Regions from separate parts of the Mus musculus genome. Here region 1 is linked to region 2. The links are chromatin loops, found by intact Hi-C in ENCODE. Cell type or tissue: heart. All regions are shown on one strand. Each heading gives the region's core, and the rest is flanking DNA. Links, peaks and the distances in the headings are about the cores only.

What was found. Peaks named below come from ENCODE experiments on the same cell type or tissue, not always from the same donor. Only the 100,000 strongest peaks of a DNase experiment are listed, where the experiment ranks them.
Region 1: a loop joins it to region 2, with 2.3 times the contacts of the local background. A loop is called at or near these places in 4 of 42 quality-filtered maps.

What each region holds. Positions count from the first base shown.
Region 1 is chr12:110,482,160-110,497,646 of GRCm38, reverse strand. All of the region lies in intron 3 of Ppp2r5c (protein phosphatase 2, regulatory subunit B', gamma), which reads right to left. It overlaps Gm19605 (predicted gene, 19605), which reads left to right and starts at 12,011. Exons shown (of 6, transcript NR_168658.1): 1 at 12,011-12,092; 2 at 13,440-13,611. In heart, for the core only: a CTCF peak has its summit at 7,485 (motif pointing right); no DNase peak of the experiment used is centred there; H3K27ac peaks cover 823 bases.
Region 2 is chr12:110,533,627-110,549,113 of GRCm38, reverse strand. It overlaps Ppp2r5c (protein phosphatase 2, regulatory subunit B', gamma), which reads right to left. Exons shown (of 16, transcript NM_001373949.1): 5 at 4,929-5,039; 6 at 3,427-3,519; 7 at 3,213-3,343. Among named protein-coding and RNA genes, the nearest start is that of B930059L03Rik, 50 kb to the left of the region's middle. In heart, for the core only: a CTCF peak has its summit at 9,109 (motif pointing right); no DNase peak of the experiment used is centred there; H3K27ac peaks cover 313 bases.

The DNA.
Region 1 (15,487 bases), core at 6,240-8,739, 50 kb after region 2:
GCAAGAGCAGCTTCCCATGCCTGTCTGGAGCATGTGAGCCCAGAACTGTGAGTCAGAAAGCCCAAGGCCTCTGTCACCAACTGCTCCAGGACCTCAGGCAAGCTGGCAAACTCTCTGCTCTGAATTCCACAACTGTAAAAATGGGGCTAATAACACCTGTTTACCACCTCCCAGCAAAGAGGACGGTGGCTAATGAACACCTGCAAGGAGCTTTGAAGATGAAAAAGGTTCCCCTGTGCTAATGACAGCAGTGAGGGTCACTTTACTCTCCCTGGGAGCCACAGGCTGCCACCAAAGCCATTCATCCAAACTTTTTGCATAAACAATATGAAGAAGGTGGTGATGCCCGGCACACTGGGTAGTAGGAAGGACCCCGAACTGCCAGCTCTGCCTTGGGGCTGATGGGTAAATATTTACCCAGGCAGCCTGTCTAGTTACTATGGATGCCACAGTTAAGGCTATTAACTTGGCTGATAAGTCCCTGCTTCTTGCCAAAGAACACTTTACTGAGAATGCTTCTTAAAGTTTCCTCTATTTTTTTAAACATTTAAATGAGAAGTGTGTTGTCGGAAATTACTTTGTGGCTCCAAGTTTAGCCTACAATTCATGTATAGAAGAGTCTCTTTGTGAAAAATAAAAGGGTGGAAAGACTCAAATAAGCCAAAGGCCCCTCTGATCTGCTACACTAAACTAGGCAAACAGAAGGTTGGAGGGGCTTCCTCTGTGTGTGTGTGTGTGTGTGTGTGTGTGTGTGTGTGTGTTCCTGAGTTCAGTTCCCAGCAACCACATGGTGGCTCACAATCATCTGTAATGGGATTCGATGTGCTCTTCTGGTGTGTCTGTAGACAGCTACAGTGTACTCATATACATAAAATAAATAAGTCTTTAAAAAAAAAAGAAAAGAAGTCATCTGGTCAAATGCACTTCTAAAGAAAACATGTTGCAGACTCGGAAGGTAAAGACTTAAGCCAGACTCCGAAAAGGACAGCGGCCCCTCCCCTAGATCTGACAGCTTTGATGTCTGGACAGTGTCATCTGACAACCTAGAAAGGGCTCTGTCTGGAGGGGCAGAAAGTCACTCAGTGAGTGTGGCCTAACCTTTAAAATTAAAATGTCCTTCAAATGACCACTGACAGTCACAAGACTAAAAGGTCCACTTAGGCTCAGGACTGAAGAACTAAGAAAAGGAAGCCCCCATCTCCAGGCCTTGATAAGGGAGAACACGGGGACACCGCCCTGAAGCTACACCAGGAAAAGATGCTCTGCCTTGTTATCCCCAGCACCTGAAAACTGACCAAATGAGCCTACACCAAGCTCTGGAAGGTGGCAAACGCTACATGCTTGCCTCCTCCTTCCAAATGCTTACCTAGCCCAAAAATGTTAAATCACGGTTACTGAAGGTGCAGGAAACTGAACCCAGTGTTTACTGCCTGAATGCATAAACCACATGAGGTAGGTCATAAAGGTGCCAGCAGCTCAGAGCATCCCTCGTTACAAACTTACAAAAAGGTCTGTTTTCTCACATTTCTTTCATTTTACTTGTTTTCCTTACTAACTGAAGAAATAAAAAGACTAGAAACTTTCTGTGAATAAACGCACTTTTATAGTATTTGTGTTTGTAAGTAAACACACACACACAGGCAAGCGCCTTCAAGCGCCCACAGCAGACTGCAAACATGTGGCAAGCACTCTGCTGTGCAGGTGGATGCAGAAGGCAAGGACGAGGCCAGGGAGATGTGGTTTTAGTTCTGATTAAGAAAAGTGCAAGAAGCCAGAGAGTGATGGCACACACCTTTAATCTGGGAGGCTGAGGCAGGAGGATCTCTGTGAGTTTGAGGCTAGCCTCGTCTACACAATGAGCTCCAGGACAGCCAGAGCTATACAGAGAAATCTTATCTTGAAAAACAAACAGAACGAAACAGACAAAAAAGAACAAAAGTGGCTTATTTATATACGAATCAAAGGAAAAAATTTCAAAAACAGATTTTTAAAAAGATAAAAGGAACTAACCAAGATGTGTGGAGGCCAGGGAGAGCCGGACATCCACCCTGCACAGCCTGAGCGCCCTTTCCACAACCATGGGGTAACTGCTTAGTTCACTCAGCCTATTTTGTTCGGTTTGTTGTCGTACAGACCTGAGTGGGAACACACAAGACACCAGCTCTGGGGAGCACGGGGTTAGGTTCCCTTCCAGTGTGGGCTAGAGAGTCTTGGGATGAGGTTTTCTGATTTTTGTGGCGTCAGAACCCGCCTACTCACTCAGTGTCAGGTTCTATGTGCAGACCAAGAGGAGCCTTGATTGGGTGGGTTACATCCAGAGATTCCGGCCATGGAGGAGAAATTTTACAATGTCACCCTCTCCTTAAATTGGTTATTAATAGGCCTATTTCATGTCAGACCACACCTTTACTAAAACAAACTTATTTTTTTTAAATTAGGGGGAATGGTACTATCCTACACTTTTGTATATGTCTCTGCAGGAGACTTAACAGAAGGCAGGCAGGTTTGCATGGCTGCCTCTGTATTCAACTTCCTGTGGTGAGTTGTTTTTGTCGAGGAGTATGGGAAACACTCTCTCTCTCTCTCTCTCTCTCTCTCTCTCTCTCTCTCACACACACACACACACACACACACAAGCTCACTTCAGCAGCCTGAGCATTTCCAATGCTCTTCCATCTGACATTCAAACTCAGGAAGTGACAGCTGCAGCTTTAGTTACTTTGGTTGTTAACTCTGTTTTTTTTGTTTTGTTTGTTTGTTTTGTTTTGTTTTTTGTTTTTTCGAGACAGGGTTTCTCTGTATAGCCCTGGCTGTCCTGGAACTCACTCTGTAGACCAGGCTGGCCTTGAACTCAGAAATCCGCCTGCTTCTGCCTCCTGAGTGCTGGGATTAAAGGGCGCCACCACGCCCGGCTGGTTGTTAACTCTGATTGGCTGATTTTTGACACTGTCTTACTCTGTAGTCCAAGCTAGCCTGAAGCTAACAGTGATCCTCCTGCCTCCGCCTCCTACATGCACCAGCCACTATACCTGACCAGCAAATACCACCTCTAAGTCTTAGCTGCACTGTGGATCTGAGGCTGTGCTGATGAAGTCCAGGTACCTGAAACTCCTCTGGCCTGCAGTGCACCCTCACTGACTCCATTGCTGGCATGTGCCTTGCGCTGTGCTTATTTGCTGGTCCCTAGGACTCGTCCCACTGTCACTGAACAATGCCACAATGGCAGATGCAAATTTTCATAAATCTATACTTGGTTTGGAAGCTGAAATTTTACAAGAGGCAAAAAGTAGTGTTGTGACCGTTTCCTTTGAGCCAATAAGCTTGCTTCTTGCATATCTGAGGAAATGTGCCCAAATGTTCATGTCCTAAACACAATGTGACTCTTGGTGTTTCAAGTAGAAGTGAAGGTCCTAGGAAGGTGGCTGGAGAAGTAAGCTTGCAGCTCAACTTACCAAGAGGGGGCGTCTCCTCAGCAGAGCCAAAGCGCTGAGGCCATGCCAAGGCGGCCATGCTGAGCTGCCTCTATGTGAACTTTGCACTTCCTCACACAGACTTGAGAAAGTTTGTGTCAAAGGTGGGATTTTCTAAAACAAATCACCTTCATCAAGGTAGACAGGCATGTGCATGTCAGAGTGTGTGGTGGCCGATAGCTGGACCCGGCTACCTTCTTCTATAAAAGCAGCTGTTTACCCATCACTGTCTCACCATCAAGCCAGTGTCTACACAGCATTTAGACTATCTGAAAGGGGCACCCGCAGAGAGACCCCTTGAAGGTAGCTCTGCAACTCTGGGGTTCCTAGTGTGTGTGATGCTCTGTAGACTACAGGGCTGTCACAACCACCGAGTTCTGAGTATGTGGCTCGCAGGTGCATGTGGTCTACACGGAGCTGGAAGACTCGTTTCTGTAGCTGTGCAGGAACAGAAATCAGCTACAATATCTACACCGCTTCTCATCTCTAGACTGAAGGGCCAGCAACTTTGCAAGGGTTATGACTGCTCCCTAGAAGGGAGCATTACTGTTCTCAGGATTTCGTAAGTTAAAACACCACAATTTAGAAATAGCACTTACAAGCAACACAACCAGCAGACACAAAAATTCAGCATATGATGAAAGCTGTCATATGCAGATGAAAAAAATCCCCAAAATATTAACATATCAAGCTCTACTAAAGCACCACGATATTAAAAATTAAAACACTAAGACTTAAGGTTACACCTGAGATGTCACTGAGTTCGAATGCTGCCCAGTCTGACAGGCGAAAGATGAAAGTAAGCTGAAGGGAAAGCAGAGAGCCAGAGCTTCCTAGTTACACACGACAGCACTAGCTAGGCACGGTGGCACATGCCCCAAGTCCCAGACACGAGGGAGGCTCAAACAGGAGGGCTTCTTGAGCCCAGGAGTCTGAGACTAACCTGGGCAACATAAGCCCCATCTCAAGAAAAGAGGGGAAAGAATCAACAACAAAAAAAAGAAATGCATCCCTGTGAGCAGTCAGTCCCAGCGAAAGCATCCGACTACGAGCACACTATGCTCAAAGCTCAAATGGGAAACGACATGGGAAACGACACGGTCACAATCGGCATCACTGACTTCAAAACTGAACATGTCTTATGGCTGTTAACGGTAAGACTCCACTTTGACAGTTAAAAACCTAAGTTCGAGTTTTCAGGTTGGACTTGAAAAAAATTAAAAAAGGCTGGACCAATCAGCCGGGCAGTGTGGCACACGCCTTTAATCCCAGCACTTCAGAGGCAGAGGTAGGCGGATTTCTGAATTCAAGGCTAGCCTGGTCTACAGAGTGAGTTCCAAGACAGCCTGGGCTACACAGAGAAACCCCCGCCCCCCCCCCCAAAAGGCTCTCCCAGGGGTTAGGACATGCTCCACAGAAACCATGGAGGTGGCACCTGGGATCACCCACGCTCACAGGTACTGAGGGTGCTGCTTTAGTGGGGCAACACAGGAAGAGATGAGGGGGCTTGGGAAGCCAGAGGCAAAAAGACCTTTAAGGAGAGCAAACATGCAGGCGCCCCAGCTGTAACTGCGGTTAGCTCTTGGGCTCTAGAAAGAACCACAGGCACCCCACAAAAGGGTCCCCACGGCCACCACTAACATGTGGAGAGACTCACAGCATTTCTTTTTTTTTTTTTTTTTTTAAAAGACCCAATTTTAAACAATTTATTTTATTTATTTTTTTTAATTAATTTATTTATTATATGTAAGTACACTGTTGCTGTCTTCAGACACTCCAGAAGAGGGAGTCAGATTTCGTTACGGATGGTTGTGAGCCACCATGTGGTTGCTGGGATTTGAACTCTGGACCTTCGGAAGAGCAGTCGGGTGCTCTTACCCACTGAGCCATCTCACCAGCCCCGACTCACAGCATTTCATTCGAAGCTCTTGGCTTATATTTACTTGTTTATTCCTCTCACAAACACTGAAAAGGTAAATCCCTTAATTTTCCTATTTCTAGGTACAGAGAAGGGCTCCCCTGCCAGATATAACCAAGGTTTTGGATCTAATCGCGTGTCTTTATCCTTACCCTGAAGCTCAGAGGAAACCTTGGTTTTATCTCCTTGAGAACCTTAAGGGCAGCTAGTTACTGTGTAAGGCCAGTAAGAATGCTGTCAATATCAAATCAAGCATGGACCCCAAAATACACGGGGGCCATGCAGCCGCTGTGAGTTAGCAACCAGGGGGTAAAACAGCCAACACACATGGCAGCTGTGACCAGGTCGGGAGCAATTCCTGTGCTGTGACAGGTCTGTCACACTCTGAAGTTCGTCTTTCAAACATCCTGAAGAATGTAAAGCCTTTGTCCCCGTGAATGGGTACTGGGGTGTCTCCTTCCCTGCATCCTCCGCTCTGTGCATCAGCATGCTGCCTTAGACTTAGCGGCCCCTTTACCACCCGAGCAAGGTGCAGACATCCTGATGCGTCACTAATAAGACACTTTAGTCTCCATTCCCTGGCAGTAAGTTACAAAATCCCCATCTTTACCACACCCAGAGAAGCAAGGACATCCACAGCACCAGGGCCCTGCAGCACACAGTGCTCCCCAACTGCCCCAGTCCACAGTTAGCAGGTTTCACTGCAGGTATGTGTCACAATGTAGCCCCAGGTTGGCCCTGAACTTACAAGCATCTCAGGCTAGTCTTGAGTTTTTGGTCCTTTGACATCAGTCTTGCAGCACCAGAATTACAGAACAGCACCACTCCAACACAGCTTCATTTTGTAGATATTTTAAAATAACATTTTAAATATATTTCGGAACATGTGTGCACATATGTCAGAGGGCAGAGGACAAGTTTCAAGATTCCATTCTCTGCTTCGGCACACGGGTTGCTGAGACAAAACTCAGATCATCAGCCCCTCCCTCTGCGCATCTTGTTGGGCCCCTGAGCTTGGTATTTTCACAAACAAGAAGCTGATCTGCATTTACTCATTGCGTCTAACCATTACACTTTAGCCTGCATTCTTAAACTAGAACCATTTTTTGATTTATGGATAATTCACGAACCTAAAATAAAACCAGTCTTCTATCTGCTCAGTATGTAGTGACTTTGCTTGCTTTGGTCTTGTCAAACTTAAAAAGGAAGACTTTAAAACGTTTTCAAAATTACATTACAAAAAATTTAAGAGTGAGTGTGTGTATGTGTGTGTGTGTGTGTGTGTGTGTGTGTATGTGTATGTGTGTATGTGTGTGTGTGTGTATGGGTGTGTGTGTGTGTGTATGTGTGTGTGTGTATGTGTGTGTGTGTGTGTGTGTGTGGCCTATGTACAAAGGTCAGAGGACAACTTGTGGGAACTGGTTCTCTCCTTTCACTGTGTGAATCCAAGGACTGAAGTTGAGTTGCCAGACTCGGCGGCTCCTTTACCTGTGGAGCCATCTCTTGAGCATGACTGGTTTGTTTTTGCTACATAGCCCAGGCTGACCTTAAAGTGACGATGCACCTCAGACTGGCCCTGATCTTAGCATAATCCTACCTGCCTTAACCTTCCAGAGGGCTAGGAGTACATAGCATCACGTGGTTTAACAAACAGCTCTGGGCTGGAGGGAGGGCTCTGTCATTAAACGCATGTCTGCTCTTGTAGAGGATCTGAGTCTGTCCTAGCACCATTGTCTAGTGGCTCACACTACCTGTAAATCCAGGAACGGAAGGTCCGGTGCCCTCTTGTGGTCTCCTGGGGCTCCAGCACTCATATGCACATACTCACACAGACACACATATACAAAAATCTTAAAATGTGTACGAAAAACAAACAAACAAACAAACAAACAAACAAACAAACAAACAAAAAGTGTATAACCCACAGCAAGCCCTACTCTCTCAGGTAAGAAACAACTGCTGCTCCCCAGGCATCACAAGACACAAAGTCCTATGTGCAGGAGACAGTGAGCATGTAGGGATACGAGGGGACTGTCCCCTCACCTCGTGATTCTGTGACAGGAGCTGTGCTGGGCTCTGACTGTCTTAGACTCATTGCATTTCTGTAATCCTGCAGAGGGCGCTCGCTCCCTGTTCTCTCCAAAGGGTGGGGGGAGGAGGAATAATGTCTTTTGGCACTGGAAGGACTCAAAAGGAAAAGTGGAACAGGTGGATGTGGCCTTGGTCCTGAAACTAACAAGACAATGCTGCCTCTGCGCTGGGACAAACAGCCGAGGCAGTACCCACATAACCGAGGCAGTACCCACATAGTTGGCCCCCAGGCTGGGTGGACTGAGGTTCAGACAGACACCGCAGGATAGCTGCTCCCCAGCAGGCTGGAGCACGGAGAGCAAGAGTGAGAGAGAGCGAGAACGAGTGAGTGAGCCGGTGCTCCTTGAGCCAGCACGGCACTGCGGGACAAACATGGAACAAATCAACGTGGGGTGAGGACTCACAGGCACTCCAGCCTCGCCCTTGCCGCCAATTCTCTTCCTAGGTCCAAACACCCCATCCAGCCCTCCCCAGACACCTAACCCAGATTTTCCAGAGCCGGGGCTGTTGTCCTGAGAGAGCTTCTCTTCTTCCTGCCTCCACTGCCAGAGTGCTCCATGAGAAGCTGGGGACTGAACCCTGGGCTTCATGGGTGCCATGGGTGCCATGTGATTACTACCTGCCAAGCTTCTCTCATTCTTTCCTCAGCTTTCCCTCTTATTCTTCTACACAATTAACATGTCTCAGTGAAAAAATAAACCAGAAATGGCTTCTACTATAAAGCAACCATGTGAGTAGCCTCCCCAACTCCAAGGGCAGAACTAATTCCTGCAGCACACACGCACGCACGCACGCACACATGCAGGCATGCAAGTGTGAGTGCACCTTCTCCAGGATGCCTGCCACAGGGCACACACATGCACAGGAAGAGTGTACTGGTCATTCCTAAACTCTGCCACTCAGAGGGTGAGTGACAGACAGCTCATGGCAACCAGAGAGGGCGTCCTTTACAGTCTCACTCGGGCAGGCGGGCAGCTTCCCTTCCCTGTTTGGAGAATGTGGGTAGCAGTGGGCCCTGGTCTGCTCACGCAGCATCTACCTCAGGCCCGTCCTGAGTGCCCCCTCCCACCCACACTGCGCAGTCACGGTCACACTGTCGTGCTAGGAAATGGAGGACAGGGCTCATCCACTTCACTTGCTTCCTGCCTGGTTTAAGTTCTTACTGGCAGAGTGAATGTCCACCAACCCATGACCCAGCGAGGATCTGCCACAGAGAGGGGCTCTCTTCATTAAACCCCACTTCCTAGGACAAAGAGGCTACTTTAAAAAGGACCACCAGCTCTCCTGCTGCGAGCTGGGTGTTCCCACTGTCACCCAGGAAGTTTCTAAGAAATGAATCAGCACAAGGTTATCAGGTGCAAGGCTTTCTGATGGCCCTGAATACAGGTCAACAGGAAGAGGTTCTAGACTGCCTGTCCTGCTTCCTTCTCTGGTGGCTGGCATCTTCCTGGCTGAGCTGTCTCTGCCTGAAGCCTAGCTCTGAGATGGGTCCTCCACGGAGGGCAGGAGTGATCCATGGTCTTCACAGAAGCTCAGACAAGCAGCAGTAGCAAGAACAGGTCTGGAGGCCGGAACCCATGAGCAGACCCAGCCTGCTCCCTGCATGTGTAAATAAGACTTTGTGGGTCGACAGGCAGGCCTCTTCATTTACCGCTGTAGCTGCTTTTGCTCAGGGCCAAAAATATTTACAGTCTGGACTTTAGTTGAAAGAGTGCCAATTCCAGACTAGACCTTTGCTGTCCAATTTGATAACCCTGGCTGACACTTATCTAAGATAAAGAGTTTTAAGTGCTAGATGGTCACATGTGGCCACGGGCTAGTAGAGTGGACATCACAAAGTGTGTTTCCATCTTGGGAGACTGCTCTCTTGGACAGCCTGTGAGTGCAGGAGCTGTGTCATCAAGCTAAATTTACAGCCATCGCTCTCCCCGAAGGCAGTCAGGCCTGCACTGGTTAAACCGTCTTCCCTTGACACTTGAACTTGAACTTTTGGGAATGGTGAATTCGCCACATTAATCACTGTCAGCATCACCAGCTACCGAACTAACTGGGAGCAAACGTCAGGTGAGCAGCAGCACTCACTGCGACTTGACTGCCCCTATCCCAGTGCCCCCACCCACGGGGAAAGCAGGCCACTGCATCTGCTCAAGGACCAAGTCAGGATCAGCCTAGAGTGTGGCTGTCAAACTTGCCAAACACAAGGTATGCAAAATGAATAAGAAATGAACTCTGGGTATACAACTGTCATGCAAAACAGGGCCATTGAACTAAAGCCCTGACCAGGCAATGGGGAGCAAACTGTAATCCTCTTGCAAGACGTTCGGCCAACAGCCACAATTTCTCTCCAAAAGTGACTTATAAAGATTGCAAACAAGATAAAACAGCTTCCTAGACTTGGACTCTAGTCCTACCATTTGAGGGCTATGTGGTCTTGGGCAGGCTGTATTCCCTTTGGAGTGAAAGATCCCTCTGCCTCAAGGAGGCGTAGGATGGAGGGCCACCCTCTCCTGCGTCTTCTTCCTTCCTTCCCAGCACCCCAGTTCCTGTGCTCCCCAGGGCTCCCTGCCCACAGGTGTCTCTTCCTGTCTGTCCTCTGTCCCTCTCCAGCAGGGGACTCTGGGGGAAGAGGCTGTATTTTAGTCATTTTAAATGACCTTCAGCACTTGGCTCACACAGCCAGGTCATTAGAACAATAACATTAACATGTCTGCTTTAAGAAGTCTTCATGAGGAAATCAAGTATTCCTTGAGACTTAAAATTAGGAGCTATTCCAGCCGTTTGCATTACAAGCCATTTTTAGGTGGCTACAGGTTTCTTTCTGAAAACCTTGAGGACCAGGCGCGGCACCTTCCTTGACAGTTAGACACTGAGCAGCTCAGGGAGGACGCTCTGTGATGGGCACGGTAAAGTGTGGAACAGGGCCTCCCATAAATTAATCATTCTATTTATAAAATGTAAAACCAAATGATTCTATTTTTGAACAAATTCATAATTCCAAGAAGAAGTAGAGTATCAGGTGTCTAATAAGCACCAGCAGGCTCACAAACCAAAGGGGTTGTTGAGGTTGCCGACGTGGCTCAGTGGTGAGGAGCACTTGTTGCTGTTGGGGAGGAGCTGGCCTCAGTTCCGAGCACCTGCGTGCTGGTTCATGAGCATCCCTGAGTCCAGTTCTGGAGGACAGGAAGCCTTCTTCTGACTCTCTGGGCACCAGCAGACATGCATGTGGTCCACATACATACATACACACACGCAAAATATACACATACATAAAAACTTAAAAATTAAAAAAAAATACCCATAAGGGACCTCCTTACATGTATTAATATAGGACTTGTACCTGCAATCCAGTCAAGTCACTGCTCATTAGCCAATGGCTCAGAATCAACATACATACTGCTGCTGGGTTCTGCAGCCGAGGCACCTGTGGTCACCCTTTGCTTCTTCTGGCCATCTTACATTTAACCACTGTGGAAGCCAACTTCTACAGCAGTTCAAGGAGGCTGGAGAAAAAGCTACACATTTGCTTCCGACAGGCCAGCCATTCCCGTGACCTACATGCACACTGAAAACTTGTTGCCCTTTTAAATCTTAACAACGCCTTTGTCAATGCAAAGCACAGGCAACCACTGTAAAGCTAAGAGCCTAGCATTTAACAACCAGAACCCCGGCAGATCTCAGGGGTTCACGCAGGAGCCTAGCTCCCTTCAGGCTGCATGGCTAGAGCACACATCTTCCAAAATGAAGTTCTCCTCTCATCAATTCTGCACATTCTCTGCCTGCAGTTCATCCTTAATTCAGAGCTGTGACCGAGGCAAAACCCTTGCAGTATTACCCAACACTAACACCAAGGTAACTCAAACTCAGTGAACAGACAACTTAGCCGGGCCCGGCTGGCCCGCCCCTTTCCTTCCCCGGGCAGTGACTTCACATCCTTTGACATCAGCACAGCCTCGAAAGGGGGATGGGAGAGCAGCGAGAAAGCAGAAAAACCAGCTTTGAACTCTGCGTGCAAGGCCTCCTGAGCCTCAGGCCCCGTAAGTAATGTGTAAAATGCCCACCGATTGGAGGTGACACCCCTGGCCTGCCCAGGCGCAGTCCCGTCAACGTGAAGGGGACTCTGCTGGTTAGACTTCCTGCTTTTCCCATCCAAAGCACAATAGCCATTTATTAACTACCCACGGAAGGTTCCGGTCAGTAGAACACACAATAACTCACCTCGAATGTGGAGAAGGGCCACGGGCTGGAAAGGCCCGTTGGAGCTGGCCGCATCCACCACCATCCCGCTGCCCGCTTTATTACATGTCAACATCTAGGCTCCAGCGGGAAGGGCGCTGTACTCCTTAAGGCAAGAAACCAGCCTCCATTTTAGTTTAAAAAAAAAAAAAGACAAACTGAAGCTCTCTGCAGCTGGAGGGAACTGGCTGCTTCGTGATGTCACTAGGCATGGAGCTCGCTGATTGGCCAGAAGCTGCAACTTAAAATGACACTGGGGGAAAAAAAAAAAAAAAAGCCTGCAAGCGGAAAGAGCGTTCTGTTTGGCTGTCAGTGTGTGTGCATTAAAAACCTGGGCATTTTCCGGCTTTCCAGAGTCTTCATTTCTCACTAACTTTTAGGTAAGAATCCCAGCTCTTAGAGGGTGGCACCGGGGGCCGCAGCCCCGTCAGAGAGCACATAAATGACGCCAAGAGCGGCCAGAAGAAAGGAACACAGGCACGCTCCGTCTCCAAGATCTACCGTTCCCCAAACTGGTTCCCCCCAGTTCAGTGGTGCCGTACGCCAACCTGTCCTGTGCCCTCTACCTCTCAGCTCTTATTTTATTCATTTAGGGTTTTTTTCTCCTTTTTTTTAAAACAGAACTAGGGGGTGAGCCTAGGGCCTGGTGCTCACTAGGCAAACCTCTGCCATTGCTAGACTTCCAGCCTGAGCAGAGCATGCTGGCACCCCAGTTTCCAGGAAGCAAGGGGTTATCTATTTAAATACTAAAAGCTCCAACCGACCGACCAACCGGTCTGGGCTCTGCCTTGTGCTCAGCCTCCTTACTATCACCAGGGCAACTGAGGGATCTATAATCGGACACCGGCTTCTTCCTGAGACCTTGTTTCCTCCCCCAGCCCAGAAAAATGAGGGTTAAAAATCTGTGGAGGAGCTGCTTAATAGTTAATAGTCAGGAAGTGCTACAGACGAAGGTGTGTCTACTCCACAGCTATGAAAACCTTTAAAAGGCACAAAACAGAGGCGGGGGCATGAGAAGAAAACACAATGTCAGGTGTGTGTGTGTGTGTCTCCACAGCTCATGTGGAGGTCAGAGGACAACCTGTGGGAAACAGTTCTTTCTTTCCACCCTTGGTCCCAGGAATCAAACTTGGATCTTCAGAATTGGCGGCAAATGCCTTTACTCACTAAGCTGTCTGTCTGGCCCATTCTATTTTTTGTAGTTTAAAAATGTTATTATGTTAGATTCCTTAAGTTATGCTTTCTTTAAATTAATTAAGAGGTTTTTTCTATTCATTTATTATACTACTATTCATATTTTTAAAACAAAAAAGAATTAACATAAAAAACTATTCTCAGAGAAGAGAGCCTTTCGGAGTCAGAGCACTGTCAGGATGCTGGCAAGATAATGCCTGCTGCCGGTCTGCAGGGAGGCAGTGAGAGTGGGAGGAGACCGCTTTCAGGACTTTTCAGGAAAAGTCTTCCCTTCGGAGAAACATCTCTGGAATTATGCTGTGCCACTTTATAATGCTCAATTCAAGAACGGGACAAATAAACGCCTTTAACTCCCAGACACGTCTGACACACGGCTCCATGACGTCTGTGGGTCTAGCCTGATACACTGCAGTGAATGAACGAACACTTACAGCCATTCACCAACAAGAACGGATCTTACCTTCTCAGTAGCTGCTAAGGTAGTTCAACAGGAAGAAAAAAGTCTATCTGAATCCCTCTCCTCTTTCCTTCAGAGCCAAAGATGCTGCGGGATTCTACAGCTCAGCAGAGCATGGGGGCAGGGCATGCCAGGCGAGTGACCTCAGTCCTAGTGTACTCTCTCTAACACTCAAGTGGAAGACGCCTGATGGTGTTCTCTGCACTGCAGTTGTGGGCGACTGGAGCAGCTGCTGCTTGGATAGCAAGGTAATGTAAATGAGATTCTGCCTGCCCACTTGTCTCCAGGAGTTTCTCAACTAACTCCATCCCTACAACCTCCCCGCCCCCACTGCCTCTCAAGACCTGCAGGTGGTGCTGAGGGCAAACGTCACTTCCCTCAAGTCACCCCCTGAGTGAGGAGTGATCCAGAGGGACTCAGCAGACACAAACAGCAATGTGGGAAGGGGCTAAGGGGCCACAAGCAGACACTTCTGCCTGCCAATAATTTCCTATGTCATCCGAGGTGAGATGGGGGCTAGCATACACTAGAGCTATGCTCATGAACTGGAATACAGACAGGCAGGAGAGGAGATGCCTAACAGCTTTATATAACATAGACAAATTCAAAGGCAAAAGAGCGAAGACACTTTTTGATGTATTTTTCCTAATGATCTTACATCAAAGGATTTCAAACCTTATTAGTGATTTCTCCCATACTCTTGGAAACCTTAGGCATACAAAGTAGTTTTTAAAGACTTCTAAGACTATAAAACATGCCGCACTAGATATAAGGCAGGCACACCATACTCTCAGCATCCAGCTGAGGCAGGAGGAACTCAGGACAGACTACACAGTAAGCCTATACAAAAAGAGACATACATCACAGGAGAGCAGGGGACAGGAGCAGTGACCCAACACCAACAAACGCTCTCAGACCATGAAGAATAAACCAAGTCGACGGATGGGGGGAATCATATGAACAGTCCCCAGAAGACAGCACGTAAGTGATTCGCAAACAGTCAACTCAAGCCCTTCCTCGCACCAAAAAACCCGCTGGGAATGAGACAAGCAAACCAAGACAAGCCACGACTTCTCCAACCCCACAGCTTTTACAAGAAGAGGGATCTTCAGACAGGATGAGGGATCAACCCTACAGCTATAGGCCAGCGCCTGATGGACCCTGAGCAGATCTGAAAACAGTTACTCTGTGTCTCACAAGAATCTACTCTGTTGGTTTTTGCTTTTCCAGGTAGGCTTTGAGTAGCCCTGGCTGTCCTGAAACTCACTCTGTGTACCAGACTGGCCTGGTCTCAAGAGATCTGCCTGCTTCTGCCTCCTGAGTGCTGGGATTAAAGGCGTGTGCCACCAATACCCACTCACCAGAATTAAGACCAATTCAAATAACCCTGACCTTTTCCACATCTCCCTCCAACCAAAGAAAATATAAATACAGATTAATAAAATTTATTAGAAAAACATTAAGCCCTTAGGATTTAAATGATCAAGTTTGTGTAAAAAAACAAAACTATGAACAATCAGAAACTGCAAGGCAGAGTGTTTTTATCTATTAGGGCAATGATAATTTTTTTTACAAATGTCTGTATTTATTTAGTGCACACATGTCAAGGGACAAATGTGAGGGTCAGAGAACAGTTCAAGAGTCAGTTCCCCTTTCCTGCTATGTCGGTCCCAGGGGTCAGAGCCTAGGGGTGACAGCAGCACTTTTGCCCACTGAGCCATCTTATCCACCCAACTCTAATGATACAGAGAACAGTAACTGCGTTGTGCCAGAGCTTTGACAACAGAGCTATCGACTGCTCACTGGCTTAGAAAACAGTCAGGCAACAGGCACCGAGAGGCTTTGCTTAGTAATTTTACTTTAAGAACCCATTCTAAGCCGGGCTTGGTGGCGCATGCCTTTAATCCCAGCACTCGGGAGGCAGAGGCAGGCGGATTTCTGAGTTCGAGGCCAGCCTAGTCTACAGAGTGAGTTCCAGGACAGCCAGGGCTACACAGAGAAACCCTGTCTCGGGGGGAAAAAAAAAAAAGAAAGAACCCATTCTAGAAATAAAATAACCATGGATGAAACAGTTCACTAAAAACATATTTTACAACTGGGCTGAAATATGACACGTAACACAAA
Region 2 (15,487 bases), core at 7,757-10,256:
AGTTGGAGGCAGGAGAATTAGTGTCTATTCAAGGTTAGTCAGGCTACTAAGAAATAAAACAGGGCTGGTGAGACGGCTCAGCAGGTAAGAGCACTGACTGCTCTTCTGGAGGTCCTGAGTTCAAATCCCAGCAACCACATGGTAGCTCACAATCACCCGTAATGAGATCTCAGATCATGCCCTCTTCTGTGGTGTCTGAAGACAGCTACAGTGTACTTATGTGTATATATATATATATATATATATATATATATATATATATCTTAAAAAAAAACCCCAAAAACCCAAACTCAAGGCTCCAAGTAAGATCAGAGAGACCATGTGGACAGAGAGAGATGCACAGTACTGAGAAGCCACTCAGGACCTTTGTGCCCTAGATGACACCAGTTCTGCTGAGGGCAGGTCAAGGTCAGAACTGAGAGGAGTAACAGGTGCTGATTTAAGCTTTGGCACTGGGTGGGGCAGCAAGGGAAGGCCTGAGTGCTCTCTGGCCTGGTAAGCGTGAAGCATGCTAGTGTGCTAGCCTGCTGTTTACCACCTTGGAAAGGCGGCACGGGAGTCACTGTTGGCTCACACTAACAGAATTGACAGAGTCTATGAGAATTGACAGACTGGAACCTCAGCTTAATGCTTCAGAAAGTAGAAGCAAACCGATCCAACTGCACTTCCTTACAGATACGGGCACAGGCTGAGAATCCCTTACCCTGATTGCTCTGGACCAGCAGTTTACAGGGTCAGGGGTCATTCAGATTCACATCTGCATATGTATAAGATATACCTTGGGATATCACCCAAGCTGAAACCAAAAATTCAATTATCCTATTCAATTACTCTTTACACAGAGCTGGAAACATTTTTATGTTAAGTATGACAAAAATTTTTTAAGCAAGAAAATAGAGACAGGTTTCTTTATGCAGTTCAAGCTGATAACTATTAGGCTCAAATGATCGTTCCGCCTAAGCATCCTGAACAGCTGGGTCTGTAGGCAGGAGTCCCTGGCCATTCCTGAATTAACTATGACCCATCACATAAGGCAAGTGTGTAATTTTCCACTGTGGTATCACATTAGTGCTCAAAATATTCAAATTTTTGTGTGTGTGGACTTCTGGGTCGGGGATTTGAACACACACTGTGCTGCATTTCTATGATCTGGGAGCCGCTCTTGAGCTTTCTGACTCTTTTTACACCAAACAGCAATAAAAAGACCCAGGTCAGTTAGAGTCTTGGCAGTGTTTGCTTTTGAGTGTATGTATCAAGAAACTCTAGAAAAGATGACCGGAAACACCATGTGGCAGCACCAGTCCCTTGTGAGAACTGAGTCACGCGGACTTATTCTGAATAAGCAGCCGAGCGGTCAGCACTCAAGGGACGATCTCGGAGGCAGGAGGCCCATCCGCACCCACCCACAGTGCACGAGTTTCACATCTGTGCTTCTGCTGCCTGATCAAAACCGCTCGCTAGTCCTGGAGAAACAACTCTACAGGCAAGGCCTGGATTTTGGGACTAAGAGACTGGAATCTAAGCTGTACCCATTGTATGTAGACAATGACGTCAGCTGAGTGATGACATTGTGAGGAAGCAGAGCAACAAGAAGTGAAAACCAGGAGTGGACATCATTCTCCGACTCGTCAGCAAGCCAGGGCTGGGCTGGGTTCCACCAGAGAAATATCGTGTATTATGGGGAGCCTGGAAAGGCTCAAAGGGAAGCCACACAATGAGGGCCCCAAGATCGCCATGTGCCACCAGGCAAAAGATCCTGGGAAACCCCAGGCCTGGAAAGGCCAGAGGGCCACACAGGCGCCAGCCTCACTCTCAGCTCCCCTTTCTGGGCCACTGTCAGTCACTGCTGGGAGCTGAAGCAGGGTCTGGCAGGCCGGTGCACTGCTGTGAGCGCTGCCGTGAGGGCCAAGGGCTCAGGTCTGGCCCACAGCTAGACTGTGAGGCTTATTTATTTTACATCAGACGGATGTCACATTTCCATCACTGCCAACATTTGTTACTTTTCGGCTCCTCTAGAGTCAGATGTCACAGCAGGAGCCAATGGAAGAAGCCAACAATTACTGAGTAATCGGCTTACTTAGTTGGCCTTCCAGGTACTAGTCAGAAAGAGCTACACAGCCCAGGCTGGGCAGGTGCCTCACACCCTCAGTTCTAGCAGAAGCAGGAGCTCTGAGTTTGAAGCCATCCTAGTCCAGTGAGTGACAGGCTAGCCAGGAGTGACATAAGGAGACCTTCCTATGAAAGAGCTACACAGACTCTTCCTCCAGCACCCACTCTGTCTCACTGTGGGTGCATACAAAGCTGGTGTCACCGAGGCGGCCCCTGGGGAGCAGGAACCATGTCAGCCCATGTGGACTTCTTGAGGAAGGAAATCTGAGGGCTCAAGGCAAGGTAGGGCAGCAGTGCAGCCTAGGGTAACACAGGGCTGCACAGTCTGGGGAGGCCAGACCCTGGAAGCATAGCTATAACTTAGGATGGCTGCACATGTTAACCAGACAGCAGCAGTGACATGGACCACGTGAATGGAGCCCTGGCTCACTAGGGCCTCTATGTAGATGAAGCTGTGGCAATCTTCCTGCCTCGGCCTCCGGAGCCGTGTTATTATAGGTATAGACCTGCATGCTCACCTGGGATATTAGAACTTAAAGAGTCATGAGGCGTGGTCAGAGATGAGACAGGGATGGGGGAGAGGCAGGTAGAGATAAGACAGCTGGGGTCACAGCCACCAATGTATTTGTCCTTTCTGAGCTGGGGGTTGTGGGGACAGGCAGGTCTGTGGTCATTCTTAGATCCTGAAGTCCCAAGTCTGGGCATAGATAGGAAAGCTGTCTTGTCTGCCAGCTGCCAGGCTCTCCTCTCTGTGTTTGGCTGGCCCTCAAACTGTTCATCTACTTCCCAGATCCTCGAAGGCAAAGGCTGCCGACTTCCTTGCCGCCTCCTCCTCCTTCCTGTCTTGCCTGGAACTGAGCAGGAATAACAAGGTAGCAAGCAGGTGCCTGGGACAGAAGCATCTACATTGTGAGCAACTGGACAACTCTGTAGGAACCCAGCAAGGGTAGGGAATGCAGTAAGACATGGGTGTGTGTGTGTGTGTGTGTGTGTGTGTAGCATGAGCGGTGGCGTGGTGGGGACATGAGCACATGACTCAGTTTCCCTCCGCATCTTTGATGTGACAGCAGCAAGGGTGGATGAGAACCACACGGGGGACTTACCTATAAAATATATTATTGATCTGTTTCCTGATGTAAGCACGCAGGCCTAAGAACTTCCCATAGATTCTGTGCAGGGTGGTTTTTAGAAAATCTCTCTCCCGAGGATCCTCGCTGTCAAACAGCTCTAGAAGCTTTAAGAAAAATAAAACGGCACTTAGTGACAGTGGCCATGCTGTCCTTAAGGCTGCCGAAGAACGCCTGGCTGGGAACTTACCTGCAATACAAACTTCTGATCAATATATTTCTTTGCTATATTGGGTTGGAAATCTGGAGACTCTAAAAATCTTAAGAAAAATTCATAAACAAGCTAGGAAGAAGAAGAAAACAACAGTGAGTCAAGTTACATGGCACTTCATCAGGCTCACGCACAACTCTCTAACTCATTCTTTATCACCTCTCTAATTCATTCTTTATCTGCTCAAAACACTGGACTTAAGAAAAACCACACATGCATTCAAAATTAACGCTGAATTCTGTGGCTTAGCATAATTATAACTGCAGTTGGAATTCTTTTATTTAGTGAGAACCACAGACTATTTCTTAAATGGCACACAGTGCTTTTCATGGCTTAGCTGCTACCCCTGGGACCATGACCAGACTTGAGGGTAGAGCCTGCAGTCTGCCGTCTACATGAATCATGGAGTTCTAAGTGGACAAGAACTTTAGGATTGCCTGAGAGAGGAACACCAAAGCACAGCCACTGAGCCACAACCACTGTGGTTCCCTTTGTAAATAAACAGCCCAGTGGGCTGGATAGCAGGACAGTCTATCCCGGGCTGTGTGGAAGCCAGGGGCTTTGCAGGTGGGGCATCTGGCTCCTTCCCAGGCTTCTTTCTCACTTTGCTTCCTCCCTCTGTTTCCTCCCTCACCAAGGACATGCAGAAATGCAGACATGCAGAAATGCTTTGCTCCTGCTAGCCTCATAACAGTGGCCGTGCATCGTCCAGGTATCAGCAAGGAGCCTAGGACCCAGGCACCGAAAGCCAGGAGCACGCCTGGGAAACGCTCTAAACCTGTGCTGGGCAGTTTTATATTAACTTGACACCCACTGCAGTCATCTAAGAGGAGCGAGCCTTGATTGAGAACGCTGTGAGCAAGCCTGTAGTGCATTTTCTTAATTGCTGATTGATGAGGAAGGGCCAGCCCATCGCGGTGGAGCCACCTCAGGGCTGGAGGGCTTGGTTCGATGAGAAAGCAGGCTGACTAAATCATGGAAGCAAGCCAGTAAGCAGCACCCTCTATGGCCTCTGCATCACCTCCTGACACCAGGTTCCTGCTCTGTTTTGAGTTCTGGTCCTGACTTCCTTTGATAATGAACAGTGATGTGGAAGTGTAAGCCAAATAAGCCCTCTCCTCCCCAACCTGCTTTGGGTCATGGTGTTTCATCACAGCAATAGAGACTCTAACTAGGACAGAGCCTGAACTCAGTGCCATCAGTAAAATTGCCATCATCACTAAGGGCACACAAATCAGTCTACTTCTCTGGCTTGTGTAATGGGTCCATAAAATCAGCCTATCAATAACTCACAAACTTATTTAATCAATCTTTTCCTACTTCTCCCTTCTTTCCCCCTCTCTCCTCCACTAAAACTTTTCAGACCAGAGACTCCTTGAGAAGATCAGAAGCCCCTGGCTATCAGCTAGTGGCCCTGGGCCCTCTCACCCAGCACACACCATCACACTCCATCCTATCCGAGCTGGTGCCAAGTCCAGTACCTGCAGATGAGGCCAGGCTGCTTCTAACGTTGGTTCATCCTCTTCTGGGTCGAATTCTGCTCCCGTGGGATTGGAGGAAGGTGGCAAGGTTCGGAACATGTTAACTGCAAACTAAAACCCACATATTCCACGATCACAACCAGGACCCTCGAGTATTACCAAGAACAATCCAAGAAACACTGAATAATCCTAGTGACAGATGCTTCCCACTCTTAAGTTGGTGGTTGTTGCTGTTTTTCTACTTTTCTTAAAATTCAAAAGATGTGTTGGTCGCCCAAAGGAGACAGGATCAAACTTGAGGCTTGAAACAGACCTTTCCTGGCAGGGGACCATCCAACTGACTGCTACCGGCACTCTGACCCTCAACTGTCAAACCGTCAAGACAGCTGACCCCAGAGGCTGCTTAGAGGTTCGCGCTGACATATGAGACGTTACATCTAGTGAGTGGGGAAGGGAAAAATGAGAAGAGGACAAGATGATAAAGGCCACAGAAGACTAAAGAAGCAAGACTGAGAAAACAGCTCAGCGCTGGCCTCCTAACAACCACGGAAGCACGAGGCAGACGAGGGACTGCTCAGGCAGCCGGAGATGGCTTCGGAAACAGGACGGCTTGAGAACACAGGGAGACTTCACAGCGCACAGTCTGGCTGTGTATCCAGGGGTCGGTTGAGCAGAGCACTTGGTCTGACTGGACCCGCACAAAACACTTTGACTGGCCAGTGATGGAAACATCAAAGCTTCTAAGGCATTAATTTAGGGTTGTTGTTTTTTTTTTGTTTTATTTTATTTTTGTTTTTATTGTTTACATGTGACCTATTATCTTATGACAACTATAAACCCACCAAATGCCTGTTCCAGTTTATAGGTAATCAAAAAGTCCTTGTCCGCTGGGCCTGGTGGCGCACGCCTTTAATCCCAGCACTCGGGAGGCAGAGGCAGGCTGAGTTGGAGGCCAGCCTGATCTACAAAGTGAGTTCCAGGACAGCCAGGGCTACACAGAGAAACCCTGTCTCAAAAAACCAAAAAAAAAAAAAAAAAAAGTCCTTGTCCCACATTGTTAAAAGCGCAAACCCAAATATCAGACATAAATGGGAAGGGCAGCTCTAGGACAACCTCTTGGGACGCTGCTGAGCCTAGCAGTTGAGCCTAGAAGGCAAATGAGCACCTGGTACTTCCCTGGGTTTCCTCCTCCTCCTCTTCTTCCTCCTTGTCCTTCTTAGAGATTTATTTTCATGGTCTGTGTACTGCATGTCTGACTGGTGCCCGTGGAAGCATGAAGAGGCTGCTAGATGCCCCAGAGCCGAGGTTATGCATGGCTTCAAGCCATGAGGTGGGTGCTGGGAACTGAACCCACGCCCTCTGCAAGAACAGCCTTCTCAGAGTCAGAATTATAGTAACGAGTCTTTCTTCTTTACTGTCACTACTACCTAGCTTGCAATCCGGGCATTTCTTGTGATGTCACCGGCATCAAAGCTAGGAGCAGCTGTGCAGCTTCTATGAAGAAGGCAGAGACAGAAGAGGAGGCGTGCAAGGGAGAAAACGATGGCCAGAGATACAGAAACAATGTATGCCTCAGGAGGGAGGCAGGCCTATGCGCCACGCCTGAGTGCCCACATAGAGTATGAGTGTCAACTCCTGGCCTCTGGGGACAGGAGCCCTCTGGGATCCAGAAAATGTGCATGGGGCTCTGTGGGGCCTCCCAAACAATGGATGGGAAGCCATGGAGAGAAGCAGGTGCACAGGACATTTCTCAGTAGATGGGGGATCAGGGCAGAGGGCTTCCTGAGGGAACACACCTTCGAAGCTCAAGGATGAGGCAAGGAGATGGGATGAGCTCAGTCACGCACAGCCTGGGTGGACCATCAGTGCCTTCCAGGGAAGCCCTACAGTGGCAGAACTGACCCTGTCAGCAGCAGAGACTCCCTGGGCCTCCTGTACCTTCCCAGGCTGTGACTGTATTGGGAGATGAAAGTTAGAATAGAACCGAGTCCTCTGTCTGATCTGCCTGTCTCCTCAGATGGAGAAGAGCTAAGTAAGGGGCCTTAAAGAAAATAGGAGATGGCTCTCTGCTCTCTGACAAGCATAAGTTGCAGGCTCTGGCGGGTGCCATCGCAGAAGCAGAGTAGGGTATGTGGAGACCCAGGAGGGTCAGCATCTGTAGAGGAGGTTGGGGATTCAGAGGAAGATCTTAAGAGATGCTGAACACTGCCCCGCAGGCATGGACACACCACACAGGAAGGACCAACACACTGGAAGCGGCTACAAGCATCGATGAGAAAACAAGCAACTGTTCCCAGGCAGAGAGAGAGAGAGAGAGAGAGAGAGAGAGAGCTCTTCCCAGGTTATCCCCAGGAAGAGGAGATGAGAGGAGGCCCTCAGATTAGAGCTCCAAGCTGGGTGTGATTCTACAACCAAAGATGATGCGAGCTGTGCAACCCACCCCAGGAGTATTTAAGGAGCAGAACTGTGATGTCTCGGACAATGAAGAAAGACAACAGCTCCTATCATTGTCATCCCAGGAGTTCCTGTGTAAGGAAACCTGACACCTGGAGCTCCCAGACACTTCGTTAGTGAATCACAATACACTGCCCCCCCCCAAAGGTTTATTAGAGCTAGTGCTGGGGTAGGGGGAGACAGAGGCGAACATATAGTCTGGTACCCCAAACTTTACTGGTGTTTCTAATCGGGTGCCATGTTTAAATATAAAAACTTCAGGAGCCAAATTTGTAGAAGGACACGGGTGAGGAAAGCAATGGCACTCATGTGACCTCCATGCTCCTGGGACCTGTGGTGCTGGAGCGATGGGACCAAGGCCGGATGAAGGGCCGGAAGCCTGAGGTGCTGCGCAGTGTGCCAGCCTGTCATAATCTTGTAAATGGATGCATATATTCTGAGAATAATGGAGATACAGACACAAAGCAGGAGCGGGTCGCATGTGGGAGGGCAGCATGACACTGTGACCTTTTCTCATCTAGAGTCAAGACAGGAATGGGCATTCTGCCAGGGTCTCAATGTGCCGTCTCTGAAAAGGGCAAACCCTCTCTTCACACCAGGCTGCTCTGAGGGTCACAGAGAACATCTGCAAAGCATTCTGGCTCATGCCATTGCTCATCATGTCCCAAATGTCTTTCCTGGAGACAGTAGGAGCGGGCATGTGTTTGTGCTAATCCACAAGGCTCCACCTGTGCCACGCACGACTGTAATACCAGAAAGAACCGACACTCTCGCTTTTCACTACGACAGCCCCGGGGATCTTTCTCAAAGGGTCTTATTCTCTGTTTTAAATATAAGCCAAGCCGGGTGGCCACGCCTTTAGTCCCAGCACTTGGGAGGCAGAGGCAGGTGGATTTCTGAGTTTGAGGCCAGCCTGGTCTACAGAGTGAGTTCCAGGACAGCCAGGGCTACACAGAGAAACACTGTCTCGAAAAACTAAAACTAACTAACTAACTAAATAAATGCCAAAGCAGCCTGAAAAACAATTTACAAAGAAGACTCTTACAGTCCAGCAGCCCTGTGCAGCTTCTCTGTACCTGTATCAGCCATCACCAATGAGTGGGTCCGTGACCACTTACGTAGCTGTGATGTAAAGGGACAGTGTCAAATAGAACAATGATTCTCATTCCAGAGACACTGGGAGAGTATTCATTTCTCAGCTCTTTGGTTTGTTCTGACCCACCGCTCCCTCACTTCCGGTTCCCGCAGTCCTAGCGAGCATGATTTCTATCTGGGAGGCCAAGGGCCAAATGATGGCTATCTCCAAACACTTCCTTCCACAGACAGCACTGGGGTACCGGGTTCTAAGAGTCAGAGTGCGAAGAGACACATTTCTGAGAAGTCTTCAAGTCACCATTTGTTTATATGTTGTATACTTGTAAAGCAGGGGCCCAGACCTATCAGCAAAGGTGGGCCCCAAGACACAAAAACCAAAATAAAAAACCAAGGGCAGCAACATCAACAACGAGAAGCTGTATGGATGGAACGATGCCATAAACACAGACATGAAGACATTCGGCGCTGAGAGCTAGTCATCTGGCTAGGCGGCCTTCAGAGAAAGCACAGAAAGGGATAAAAGGCTCTATGGACAGCTGCAGCAGCGCGACAGAACCTTCTTCACCAAGGCCATCTCCTACAGGGAACCCACAGAGAAATTTTCAAATTGAATTGATCGGTTTGTTGTGTGCCAGCAGGTGTCACCTGGAGTTCAATGACGTGGGTACTCTGGCTGGTCTGTGAGCTCCAGGAAATAGCTACCTTTCCAGCAAGGGCATCACACATGCATGCTGCTGTGTCGGGCTTTTTCATAGAGGATAGATGGCAGGCACTTTACCAAAGAGCTACCTCCCCAGCCCTGCATGCAGTCTCACACATACGGTGAGACAAATCTTGGATAAACTTGGTGAATGTATTTAGCCAGCCCTCTAGCAGACACTCAGAAACTCGCACAGAGCAGGTCCTCTGGAAAAGTGCACATCGGTCACCTTACTAACGGAACTAAGTACAAAAAACCTGCCAAAGGCGGTTCAACCTTTGCCTCTCAGCTGTAACGCAATGCAGTTCTCACTGCTGTCCCTACTCTCAGCTCCTGCACGGTGCTTCTCTGGAGTGCTCACCTCAAGTGCACCTGGATGGTGGGGACATGCTAGGCTTTCACTCCCAACCCGGGCCCTACGACATTCACTCAGTAGCTCTCCAGGGGAGCGAGGCAGAGCCAGAACTGCTTTTAAACACCGCCATTTCCCGCCAAATAGATGCCTGCACATGGCACTTAAAAACCCATCCTTAAAATTCTTACATTTGAATAGCTTTTCATTTTTACAGTCTGTTCAAATATGGATGAATGTCTCTCTCTCTCTTTTTTCCCCCTGGTCTTTTCTAGACAGGGTTTCTCTGTATAGTCCTGGCTGTCCTGGAACTCACTTTGTAGACCAGGCTGGCCTTGAACTCAGAAATCCGCCTGCCTCTGCCTCCCGAGTGCTGTGATTAAAGGCGTGCGCCACCACCGCCCAGCGGATGAATGTCTGAAATGCTTGCTACCAGAATTGTTTGCATTAGTATGTATGTGTGTGTGTGTGTATACACACACATATATGTGAGTTTTTGGTTTTTTCGAGACAGGGTTTCTCTGTGTAGCCCTGGCTGACCTGGAACTCACTTTTGTAGACCAGGTTGGCCTTGAACTCAGAAATCCGCCTGCCTCTGCCTCCCGAGTGCTGGGATTAAAGGTATTCGGCACCACCGCCCAGTGGATGAATGTCTCTTATCTGAAATGCTTGCTACCAGAATTGTTTGCACTAGTATGTATGTGTGTGTGTGTGTGTGTATATCCATACATATACATACACACATACTATATACATATACATGTATATACATATACACACACACATACATACATACACACGCATATATATGTGAGTTATTTTGGGGATCGGATTCAGGTTTAATTTGTTCCTTAAACATATAACCTGGAGATAAGTTAAAACAAATTTTCCCCATTAAATGCATACAACTTTTTTTAGTGGGTCTAGGTCAACTGTAAACATTTCCATTGTGGTATCATGTTGGTGCTCAAAAATTCAGTTTGGATTTTCAGATTAGAAGTATTTATTCTGTGTGTTCTAGTATTTAAAATAAGATTTCATTTTATGTGTATAAAGAGGTACCTGGGTGTGTGCATTGCACACAGTGTGCCCTTGCCTGTGGAGGCCAGAGGAGGACACTGGTTCTCCAGAGCTGTAGTCACAGATGGTTGTGAGGCTCCTGGTGTTGGGTATTGACTCTGGGTCCTCTGTAAGAGCAGTGAGGGCTCTTAACCATCACTCCAGATGCCCAACTTACATGTTCTAACATATGGTTGAAAATATCAGGGAAATAAAAATTTATAATCTTTATAGGATATTAAATAATGGGGATGTAGTTGCAATTCTTTTAACAACTGTTCTAACAATTCATAGTATTTTATAGCTATTGTACAACTAAGTGTGTGACACTATCTTACTTCTGATAATGATGAAATGGGACAGCCATTTTACTGTGTGAATTTATTTAACATTTTTAAGAGTAAAGAAACCATGACAAGTAATAGCTCGTAAGGCAGGTCAATTAGTATCTGCTTAGAAATAACAGTGTCCAACAGTGGGAGGGTTGGAGCTGAGCTCAGCTGGCAGCCTGCTTGCTTGGCAGGCAGGAAGGCACGGGCTCCTCCCTGGCACATCATAAAACAGAGCACAGGCTTGTAACCTAGCACGTGGAAGGTGGAGGCCGCGGCGTCATAAATTCAGGGCCATTCCTGGCTACGCAGCCAGCATGGGCTATAAGAGACTCTGTTTCTAACAAAACAGAACAGAAAACCAAACCACACCAAGTGTTTGCTGAGTATGTAGCGGCTTGGCAGGGGACTCCTCTGTCAGGCACAGGCCCCAGATTAATTCCCAGTATTGTAAGAAAGCAAAGTAGAACAAAGGTGGAACAAGAAACGAATCCTGAGTTATTTCCCATGGCCAATGGTTTTAAGTACATTCTGGATGCTGAATCCCAAAATGTTTGATGCTGACCAATTTTAACATGAAGCTGTAAGTGCGGTCTAGTGAGCAGTTACACCTGGATTCTAAGATCAGTTTTTTAACACATTTGCTCTGTCTAGCAGCAGATGGATATTTTTATTGGCATAAAGTGTGAGGGAGTTAGGAAGCCTTCAGAATATCCCATCAATATGCCCTACCTCCCACACAATGTAAGGAAGTGAGAAAGGCCATGGAACCATCACTTACGTGACTGCCTTTAATCCTACTACCCTGTGCCCATGGCTGACTCAGTTGAGGCCATAGCTAAGTGTCATAGGGATGGGCTTATTCTACTGTCCTAAAGACCAAACTCACTAGGTAAAAATTCATGGCACTACATCCTTCTGATCCCAGGAGATGGAAGAGATGAAGGGAGCCTGTAATGACCACCAGGACACTCCCAGGCTGTAGAGCCCAGCAGGAGGGGCAATGTGAACTTGCAAGGCTGAGTCAGTCCCACAGAGGAGGGAGTTCTGAAACTGGAAAGGTCCTGTCGTTGATTAGCACAACATCATGTAGCTATTTGATGTGAGAAAACTACCAGGGGCCATGAAAACACACACAAGGATTAGTGAGGACCCAGTACAGTTGACATTTTACCCGTAGGTTTCATGTCCCTGGATTCAGTCAATCAAGTCTCAAAAATATTTGGCATAGCTGGGCGTGGTTTAATCCCACACCTTTAATCCCAGCACTCGGGAGGCAGAGGCAGGCGGATTTCTGAGTTCGAGGCCAGCCTGGTCTACAAAGTGAGTTCCAGGACAGCCAGGGCTATACAGAGAACCCCTAAAAAAAAAAAAGGCAATAAAATGCTGCATCTCTGCTGAACATAGAGACTTCTCTTTTTAAGTCATGGTCTTCTAAACAATACAGTGCATTATATAGCACCTGAGGTGTTCTAGGTAATGAGTCATCACACAGCACCTGCAGTGTTTTAGGTGTAGTCTCTAGAGATGACTTAAAGCAGGAGAAAACTGAGAGTGGACAGGGAGACGTGCTTCTGCAGACATGATACCCCTCATATAAAGGTCTTGAGCATCCCCTGATATATGAATCCCCCTGGACATTGAAAGATAACTGTATTAGGGGAGGCTGGGGAGAGTGGCTACTTTATCAAGCAGGCCAGGAAAACTCCCAACCATTGGTGCCTTGGACTCAGCGCCATCTGGGCCTTGGATTGGCAATGGAGAAGTTGTTAGCTCTAGGCTAGCACAGCTCAGGTCCTGCTTAATGGTTAAAACAAGAACCAAAAGGATCAAACTGTCTCCATATTTCTTAATTGCATCTCCAAGTATGCCTCAAAAACATTAAAAGGAAAAAAAAAACTAAATATACAGGACTCAACAGGACAAATGCACAGTTTCACACAGGTGAAGACCAGATAGGTGGAAAACAGGGAAAGGCAATGCACACTGACAGAATAGGCCATCCACCTGGAACTGACCTGACTGAGGTGGGTATCAGCAGACAAAAAGTGAGGCATAGACACAGAAGCTATAAACAAAAGATACAAATCCAACTACCAGGGGTGATGCCCAAAGGGTGAGACATGAACTACGGGGTGGAACTGACAGATGAGAGACCGGGGAGCCTGAAGACAGCAGGGGAGGAGCCAGGCAGGAACCGAGGAACAGCAGAGAGCAACGAGACAGCACCCGCGAGCCCGGGCAGCCCCAGATCCCATGACTCTGGGATCCAATATACAGTAATCAGAGAACAGAGTCCCAGAGACCAATGGCAGAACACAGTGGAATACAGAAACAGACTCACTAATATAGTCAATTGATGTACAACTACTGTGCAAAGCTGTTCTATGGAGGTTGGCAGCCTCTTCAATGATAGGGCGGCTAAAAGAGCCTGCAGACAAATGAGCCACAGACCTAAATCAGAATGTAAACCTGTAACAAAGAACACAAGGAAAATCTTTCTGGGTTCTTTAGCCATGGCTCCACAGTATTAGCAATTACAGAAATGAGTCAGAGCTGGCTTCATCTAAATGAAGGACAGAGTTCTTGGGTGCTAGCGTGCTGGCCCGAAACCCATTGCAGTGTGCACAAAGTTCATGCACATCTGAGTCTAAAGCTCACCTACAAACACAACAGCTTGCAGCCAACGCCAGAAGCCACCCAAAGGCATCAACTGGGGGAGGGATAAGCGGGCTGGGTGCTTGTACAATGAACAGCACAGGGAGCAGTTTGAGGGGACCACTGACTCACCCAACAAGATCAATCGCCAACACTTGCTTAGCAACAGAAACCAGACTCTAACAGTCACACCGGGACAAGCCCACTTCCCAGACGTTCTGGCAAAGACCAGGGCACAGGTATATAGAAAGATGAGTGGCTGGCAGACAGTGTGAGAATAACTCTCTCTAGGCCAGAGGCTCCTCCAAAGTTCCTGGCTCACCTCCACTCTGGTTCTTTGAATCTCTTTGATCTGCTCCACGAGCAAAAGGAACACCTAGCAACCATGCTGGCTTGAGACTTGCTACGAAGAGCAGACCAGCCTCAAACTTGCTGCCATCTCCTTGTTTGTGCCGCCTGAGTACAGGGACTGCAAGGTTTTAACCTAACAACTCTGGGGCTCAACCATCCAAGCTCTACTGAGATACACTGAACAAGCGAACTCCGCACATCTGACTGACACACTGGCCACACTCCTCAGCCCACCTGTGACATCACCTACGACCTGAACTCACTCATCCTCCCCAAGGCTTCTCAGCAGATTTCGCAAAAGAAAAAAAAAAAAAAAAGAAGAACTAGAATGAATTTGTTGGTTGGGAATGAGCATGCCTAAAGCAGCGAGAAGGGTGGCGTGAGGAAAGAGTTGTTTTCTTTTTAAATTTGTTTCACTTGTTATAAAAATAACCATGTATTTCTTTTACTATTTAAAACCATCAAACAGGGGAATTTTTCAAAATTGCAAGAGCAGAGCTCTTTAAAGGATGCAGATAATCTCAGCGCGTCACTGTTATTCATAGTCTTTAACCCAGGTTATTGTAACGCTGGTAAAGCAAAGAACGACAGAGGGCCGCGTGACTTAACCCTCACTCGAAGCAGGGCTGTAAAGTATATGGAAACGCCGCTGGCGACTATCCTCTCCTCCTCAGTTCTAAACACCCTTTCCTTCCCCACTGCACGCTCGCAGCACCCGAACAATGCCCTTTCCTCACTGAAGCAGCGACAAGTGTCCAAATTCAACCATCCCAGGGTCCATGAGATGCCTGTCCTGGGATGTGGGTGGGAGAACACTGCAGGTTTGTTCCAGTATATCCTGAGGAAAACCCGAAAACCAGTATGTAATCAAGTGTGCAACAGTGACTAGATTAATGGGGTGAGTGGTAAAATAATGGGGCGAACTCAATCCTGGAAACCAACAGGAGTCCTACGTGGGCAGCACTATCATAGTGTTACACAGTGCTTGATTTTAGTCTAGTTTTGTTTTTAATTTGTGGAGTTTGGATGATAATAAATGTGGTACATAATCATTGTAAAAGTATTTTAGAATTACCAAAACACTGGGCAAAGTGGAATTCCCAAGGTCACACTATGCAAAGGCAGGTATAGCTAACCGCTGGGCCTGTCTTCCTCTAGGTTTATTTTTAGAGCCTACTTAAATAAGTAACCAACAACTCAGCCTCTGTTAGATGAGTGACACTTCACTGTGTTTCATGACTCACTTTCTGTCTGCTATTTTGATTTTATTCTTACGAATTTACTTCTATGCCACAGATAGAAAACAGCACTTCATACCGTGTGTTTTTAATATCCCAGTCACCTAATCTAACCAACTCTCCATGAAATAAGTCTTGCAGTTTAATGTCCTACTGCAAAAAGCAACACTCACATTAAACCAAGTCACAAAAAACACCTGAGTTCAAGGTATCAAAGACTGGGAATGAAAATTAGAAACAAGGAGTTTGAGGGTTGGCTCAGTGGTTAAGAGCACTTGTTCTTACAAAGGACCCAGGTTCAACTCCCAGCACCCACATGGAAG